2 separate regions of the Homo sapiens genome follow, and region 1 is linked to region 2. A link is a loop called in an ENCODE intact Hi-C map of the cell type or tissue named here. Cell type or tissue: PC-9. All regions are shown on one strand.

Region 1 (4,000 bases), 280 kb before region 2:
AAAAAGAGTGAATGAGTAAAGGTACAATTTGATATGATTTAACCATCCAGGATGGATAGTTTAATTAAATTCAACATAGAAGATTTGAAATTGCAGGTATCTTACAGAGTGCTATGCTCATAATAAAAGGTCTACAGATGTTTGTTTATTGACTAAATTAACAAAGTAACAAATCAGGAACTCTCTGTAACCAACACTGGTCTCTTCTAGAGTTCTACCTTTGTTGTCAGAAAGTTAAGACCCAGCTGATACTGCTGTATTTCAACTCAAGACCATTTAACTCCTTGATCTAAACAAAACTAATCATTATTTCTTTCATAAAAATTCTTCACATATTTGATGACTGAAGAATGACCTTTTAACTTTATCTTTCTGAGCTAAGTAGTTATTTTTTAAAATGTTTCCTTGTAGGGTATTTTCACATGCCTTTTTGTAAATTTTCTTTGGATCTTTTCCTGTTTTTCTACTTTTTTAACCTATACTTGGTCAAAGTGGATACAATGTCTAAGTTCAGGAATATAGAATTATATGAACTTATATAGAACTTTTCTTTTTTAAATTGCTTTCAGATCAGTCTTAAGATGGTCTGAGTACATGTCAGGAAGTTGAGACCTTGCTTCCAGTCCTGGCTTTGCCTCTAACTTGAGCAAGTTGACTTGGACAAACCCTTCAACCATCAAGAGGCCTAAATTTTTCCCATAACACATGGAATTTGGAATTGATAAATGTTTCAAGATAACGTCCTGGTTCTAAGATTCAAAGGCAGTTAAATGTTAAGACATTGAAGAGTGTGGGGCTTTGAAGTCATATATTAATTATGTCTTCATATCTATTATGTGCATGGCATTGAGGGAATACAGTGGTAAGCAAAACAGAAAAGGTCTTTACCCTCTTGGAGTTTAAGTCCAGTGGGGAAACAGTAATTAATAACTTCATTAATAAATATGACTATAAATTGTTAAACTTTGTAAAAGTATATGGTATGAGAATACTAGGTAGGATCTATGTATGAATATAGAGGTTAACTTTTGGTTAATTTGACCATAACCATCATGCTAGTATAACTGCATGTTTGGAGACAGTCAGGAAGATAACCAGGAATACATACTTGGAAATTGCAAAAATAGCTCCCTCTGAAAGCTACATTGAACCTTTGATCTTAGTATAAATTTTATACAAGTTCAAGATAAATGTCTTCTTATTTGGAGGAGCATTTGCCAAGGTATGAGAATGATGTTCTGAATCAGTGTATGTACTTTGTTTTATATTTATTAAATACTTATTATATATTGGGTACCAATATAGATACCTTATAGATATAACCATATAGAAGAAAAGATTAATATGTCTTCTAAACAAGTTCTTACAAAGGTGTCACAGAAATTCTTCCTGTTACTAAGAAAATACAGACTATTTCCCAAGCATCAGGCAATCAGAAAGACCTATTCTATATTTGAAGTATCCAGAGTAGGTCTAGAATACATTTTTAAATTCATTCTGCCCAAATGTCTAAGTTAGGTTATTAGCTCCTAAGGGTTTAACATCTGAAATCTGTAGGTATTAGAAAAGGCATTAGAATAGCTCCAGATTAAAGAGTGCTGGCACCTATTTCAATGGTGAGTTATTGGAGAGTAGATAAGTTTCTTAATGTGAAAGCCTTGGTCTTTCTTAATTTTTGGATAAAAACTTAACCTGCTGGGCACAATGGCTCATGCCTGTAATCCCAGCACTTTGGGAGGCCACGACTGGAGAATCGCTTGAGCCCAGGGGTTCGAGACCAGCCTGGGCAAAATAGGGAGATTTCATCTCTGCAAAAAAAATTAAAATTACTCAGATGTGGTGGTGCACATGTGTAGTCCCAGCCACTCAGGAGGCTGAGGTGGGAGAATTGCTTGAGCCTGGAAGGTCAAGGCTGCAGTGAGCCGTGATCATGCCACTGTACTCCCGCCTGGGTGACAGAGTGAGACCCTGTCTCAAAAACAAAACAAAACAAGAAAGCTTAGCCAAAAAAGAAAAAAAAAAAGGATGCTGTTTATAGAGTTTTAGCGACTATGACCTCTAATTCTAGCCTTGAAAAAGGGCTGTGCCCCATAATAAAAGTATTAAGGCAAAATCATCTGGATGGTAAGAGAAGAATATTTCAGTGCCTTTTTAAAAAGTAAGCTGGATGCTGTTACACTGTTTGGATACCTGAATTTGTTCCTGGTTTGGATACCTGAATTTGATACCTAACCTATCTGATGGAGGATACTTTGCCCAGGTTTAATTCCAAGAAATGGAGAAAACTAGATACTACTTTATATAAAAATGAGGTGATGAAGGTAGAGTAACAGTTGGTCCTCGAGGTTTGCATCCCACTGTTGCTGACCGCATACAGCAGAAAATACATCTAAAAGCCAAGAATCCTAACTCTCCTGATTCCCAGGCATAAGTTCTTCACCACCAGAAAAACCACTAGATGGTGCTCTTAGTCATTCCTTCTAACGACACAGCTGGTTCACATGGGATACTTTGTTTGTCTAATAACAAAGTTTGTTAAACAAAACTTGAGTTCTTACTAGCTACTTTAATATTCAGATCTAGATAGAAATGAAATTACAAGAAGTATCTTCAAATAGAATGAATATTGGCATTCATATTCAGCCATTTATTTAGTTACAGAATTATTCCATTTTATATGCACCTGTGTGGTCATTTGCAAGCAAGATCTTAAAACTTTAGCTTAGCCTCCTCCCCTTTCTTTCAGTCTTTTGTCAAGCTTCTGATGTATTCCCTCTTATGACTCCATGGGCCCTTTTTCTCCCCCACCCTCTTTACCCCCTGACAATTCTTCCTACCCTGTATGGATGTTTTCTATATCTACATTGTAAACAATCTACATTCTCTGCCTTATGATAAAGATAACTGTCTGCCTAGAACAAGATTTTTCAAGGACTTCTGAGTTTAATTCCCTCTGAGTTTAATTTCAGAGTAGGTTTTATATTTTCCAGTCAAGATAAATACTTATGGCCTGACATCTTGGCAATTTTCCTTCCCCCCTCGTAACAAACCCTTTACATTTTGCATAGATCCTGAGGGGAAGGGCCTGTTTTCCTACTCAAAAATTTTTTTTTTTTTATATATACAAATAACTCATGTTTTGCCTACAGGTATTCTTTGTTCTCTTAAAACTTCATAGATTGCCGGCTGGGCGCAATGGCTCACATCTGTAATCCCAGCACTTTGGGAGGCCGAGGTGGGTGGATCACCTGAGGTCAGGCGTTCAAGACCAGCCTGGCCAACATGATGAAACCCCGTCTCTATTAAAAATACAAAAAAATTAGCTGGGTGTGGTGGCACATGCCTATAATCCCAGCTACTCTGGAGGCCGAGGCAGGAGAATTGCTTGAACCCGGGAGATGGAGGTTGCAGTGAGCCGAGATCACACCACTGCACTCCAGGCTGGACAGCAGAGCGAGACTCCGTCTCCAAAAACAAAACAAAAACCCAACTTCATCGATTGCCAATTTGGAAGATAGTTTTGTTATAATCACAGCTTACCCCGCATACATTATTTTTTGTTCCCACTTTCATCTAAATTGATTCAAACTAGTCTTCTTCCAAGTTAGGCTGATATAGCAGAGTTTTACTCTATTGTTATAATATACCTTCCCAATAAGATCAGACACCTCCTTCTCTAATCTAAGAATATTTGAAAACTTGGAATCAGGCCGGGTGCGGTGGCTCACGCCTGTAATTCAGCACTTTGGGAGGCCAAGGTGGGCGGATCACCTGAGGTCAGGAGTTTGAGACTAGCCTGGGCAGCATGGTGAAACCCCTTCTCTTCTAAAAATACAAAATTAGCAGGGCCTGGTGGTGCATGCCTGTAATCAAAGCTACTCAGGAGGCTGAGGCAGGAGAATCTCGCTTGAACCTGGGAGGTAGGGGTTGCATTGAGCCAAAATTGTGCCATTGCACTCCAGCCTGGGCAACAGAGTGAGACTCCATCTCAAAAAAAGAA
Region 2 (4,000 bases):
CAGTGAATGAATATGCCTTCATGTCTTCCGGTGAGGAGATGGCTCTCTCACCACCTCTACCTTGGGTTGGCTGTATGGGGTTAAGTAAGGAGGAATTTGACAAATGGGGGTTTAAATCCGACATTTATCATTTACTACCTGTGACTTTCTCCAAATCATTTAACTTCACAGAGCCTCAAATTGCTCATCTATAAAACGCCAATAATTATTTCACCTTAGGATTCAGTGATAAGTGGCTGTAACGTTCTCAGCATCATGTCTGCCTGGCATGGCACTCTTGGTAATGATGAGTATATCTTATTGTCATCATAGAGCTGGGTATGACAGCAGGTGCAGATACGCCTTCTCTTTATTTATTTAAAGCTGAGTGCCTCTCTTGTCCCACATTCTAGAAAGTGCTAGGGATAGAAGACATTCTCCCTGCTTCCCACTTCGTATCCACTTGATTTGGTGCTTCAGTGAAAGAAAAGCCAAGCAAACCTTTCCTTGATTCCAACCCTGAGGTGCCTTCAGCCTCAGGTTTGTTTCCCCCGCAGAGCAGCCAGGTAACTGCAAACAGCCCTGGTGTTTTGGGGTGCTCATCACAAGCAGGAGAAATCCTCTGCCTGGAAATTACTTTAATTTGCAGTTGACAAAAAGGTAAATTGCTGGCATTTTTTGCTTGGAGCCTGGAATGTAACCTTGCATGGCTGCCCCAGACATTCCAGGTGGCAGCTTCCATTAGCCAGCCCAGATTTCTAGCTTAAAGGAGGGGGAGAAAAAGAACTTCAGTAATTTTGCAAGGGCAAACCCCTCAATCATTATTTAATTCTGCCAATTTCTTTCCTTCTTTCTTTTCTTTTCCTTTCTTTTTCTTTCTTTCCTTCTTTCCTTCTTCCTTTCTTTCCTTTCTTTCTTTCTCTTTCTTTCTTTCTCTCTCTCTTTCTTTTTTTTTCTCTCTCTCTTTCTTTCTTCTTCCTTTTTTTTTTTTTTTTTTTTGAGGCAATCTTGATCTGTTGCCCAGACTGGAGTGCAGTGGTGCGATCTCAGCTCACTGCAAACTCTGCCTCCCGGGTTCAAGCGATTCTCCTGCCTCAGCCTCCTGAGTAGCTGGGATTACAGGTGTGCGCCACCACGCCCAGCTAATTTTTGTATTTTTAGTAGAGACGGGGTTTCACCATGTTGGTCAGGCTGGTCTCGAACTCCTGACCTCGTGATCTGCCTGCCTTGGCCTCCCAAAGTGCTGGGATTACAGGCGTGCACCACCATGCCTGGCTAATTTTTGTATTTTTAGTAGATACGTGGTTTCACCAGGTTGGTCAGGCTGGTCTTGAACTCCTGACCTCGTGATCTGCCTGCCTCGGCCTCCCAAAGTGTTGGGATTACAGGCGTGAGACACCGCGCCTGGCCAATTCTACCAATTTCTATTCCTTCAAGTTCCCTGCCACTCCTGTCCGTATGTACAGCAGAGCCAATATGGACATCCCGTCACAAGGTCTGTTTTCCTTTGCTTAACCTTCAATCCTGTATTATGACAGTCTGCAGGCTTGTAATTTTTCGTTGCATGAGAGACTCCTTCCTGTGATCTACCACTGTTTGATTTGCGACTCGCTATGGGTCATGAGAGCAGGCCCTTCTGTTTTATTCCTTTGCAGGATAACTGGGATGCGGTAGGCTTTTAGTACATAATTGTTGAAGGAATGAAGGGGCGAATGAATGCGTGAGTTCCAGCGTTTCCCAAGGCCAGAGCGTTTTTGTCTGTCTAGTCATAGATTTCCATAGCATTCCAGAAGGAAGGGCATCGTTTAGATGCGGTGCTGGTCGCCTTCCACTTAAAATATGTCCCAGAGATGCCTGTCTGGGGTGGGGTTCCATGGAATGCAGACTGAATGGAATGCCTTTTAGGCCCGGTGAGAACCTGAGGCCACTGCTGCCATCTTGTGGACAGTATTTGAAACACAGGAGACGTGATGGCCGTTTCTCCCAAAGAAACCTTGGCTGATTCTATTACATGATGAAATATTCTCCTTAGCAGTGCATTAGGCCATGTTACCAGACCCATCCTTAACCTATTTGTATTCCTCTGTTGAAATAATAATAATATAATAACAACAACAACAATAACTCCCATTTGCTGAGTTTTAGGCACTGTGCTAGTAAGAGAACCAGGATTTGACCTCATCCCATCCACTCTGGACCCAACTTTTGGCCATTTCCCCACACTCTTTCGTTTTTTGAGTTCTTTCTCTTCTTTCCCTTCCAACTCTCTACTGTGATTATGTATCAGTCCCTGTAGTCACATCTTGTCTCAATGATTTGCTTATGTGTTTGCCTTTCCAACAAGACAGTGACCACCTTGATGACTGGTCAGAGCTGTTGAGTACAGGGATTTCATTGACCTCTGTGCACCAACTATGCACCAGGCCCTGTGCTAGATTAGGAGTGTGTGAACACACGTCAAACTGGACTGTAGGCCTTCCCAGTGTACGTGTGCAGGGTGTGTATAAAGCCATGGGAGAGACGTGGAGTGTGTTTCTGGAATATATTATAATTGAAGATGGACAAAGGCAGTGGTGGAGAGATTGGTAATTTAATTAGTTATTTACAACCTCGTTTTTATATAAACCGGCCTCCCCAGCACTGCTCAGGTGAACCTTAACCATTATTATTATTTTTTTGAGACAGAGTTTCGCTCTTGTTACCCAAGCTGGACTGCAATGGCGCAATCTCAGCTCACTACAATCTCCACATCCCGGGTTCAAGCGATTCTCCTGCCTCAGCCTCCTGAGATCACAGGCGTGCACCACCATGCCTCGCTAAGTTTTGTATTTTTTAGTGGGAATGGGGTTTCACCATGTTAACCAGGCTGGTCTGGAACTCCTGACCTCAGATGATCTGCTCGCCTCGGCCTCCCAAAGTGCTGGGATTATAGGCGTGAGCCACCGCGCCCAGCCAACCATTATTGAATTTATATGTACAGACATTTCTTTGCTACTTACCCTGGAGCACTTGACACAGAGTTGCTTGAATGTGAAGCAATTTATTTGCAGCTGGGGATGTAAAGGGTGGAGGAGAAATAGCCTCTCTCTTTGAGACTCTCTGGAATGGAAGGGAACACAAAGTGAATATCACATATGCCATATAGCCTCTATTTTAAGTTGGACTGCCCCCAACGTATCCTCTGTGTTGGATGAAGAAAACACAGGCAGTTTTCATTTGAGGCAGTACTAGACAGAATCAAAGCTGATTAAAGTAAAAAGATTGTGAAATGGAATGCAAGAATTAGAATAAATGTATAAATTAAAGCAAGGCTTTCAGAAAGCTTTAAACCTCCAGGCAAAACCTAAAGGTTTTTAGTCAATTTCCCTTTGTATTGGGCTATTTGGGTAAAAGTTCACCAAGGGTCATATGTCATGCCAGTATATAAAGCAATGTCACACAGAGTGACTGAACTCAGGGTAGCCATCTTTTCTCCTTGATTCAAGACCTGAGTATGGCGCACTCATCACTGGTCAGGCACAAGGCCAGATGCTTCAGGGACAGGGAAAGAAGAGGACAGAGTCTCTGTTCCTGTTGGGGGCTGGCAGGTTTCCCAGCTTTAAGTACCAGCATCACCGGTACCACCTGTACTGTACCAGTAACAACACCTATAAGGGCTAAAGACAAAATGGAGAGACAAGAGATACAGAGAGGAAAGCAGCAGAGGGAGGAGAGGGTGGGAGAGGAAGAGCAGAGTGAGGGGATGGATTCTAGAGGAGGTGACAGAGATGACTCAGACACCTTAGAGGAGGCCTGGACTCAGCTCAAACAGAAGTGTCCTCTTCGGGCCCTTCTAAAATGCCTGGCAGCAACCAATGTCCCATGACTGTCCCCAGCAGCCCGCGAAGTTACTGCCCTTTGTGACTGCAAGGAGGTCTGATTGCTGGACCTGCATGGTGTGTGTCCCCAGCACTGGCATGTTTGTTCTGAGGTCAGGAGTACTGCAGAGAAAGCAGTCTCACTAGTATTCATATTTTTCCAT

Evidence for each region. A loop is a pair of places that touch in the nucleus more often than their neighbours do. Peaks named below come from ENCODE experiments on the same cell type or tissue, not always from the same donor. Only the 100,000 strongest peaks of a DNase experiment are listed, where the experiment ranks them.
Region 1: it touches region 2 in a loop (16-fold over the local background); 9 of 110 quality-filtered maps call a loop at or near these places.

The regions. Positions count from the first base shown.
Region 1 is chr10:93,004,185-93,008,184 of GRCh38, forward strand. All of the region lies in intron 19 of EXOC6 (exocyst complex component 6), which reads left to right. Among named protein-coding and RNA genes, the nearest start is that of CYP26C1, 55 kb to the right of the region's middle. In PC-9, a CTCF peak has its summit at 2,500 (motif pointing right); no DNase peak of the experiment used is centred here.
Region 2 is chr10:93,287,316-93,291,315 of GRCh38, forward strand. No RefSeq gene overlaps it. Among named protein-coding and RNA genes, the nearest start is that of MYOF, 190 kb to the right of the region's middle. RefSeq lists enhancers at 1,175-1,948, 1,504-2,703, 2,258-2,758, 2,759-3,259. In PC-9, a CTCF peak has its summit at 1,909 (motif pointing left); a DNase peak (open chromatin) is centred at 1,786; H3K27ac peaks cover 692 bases.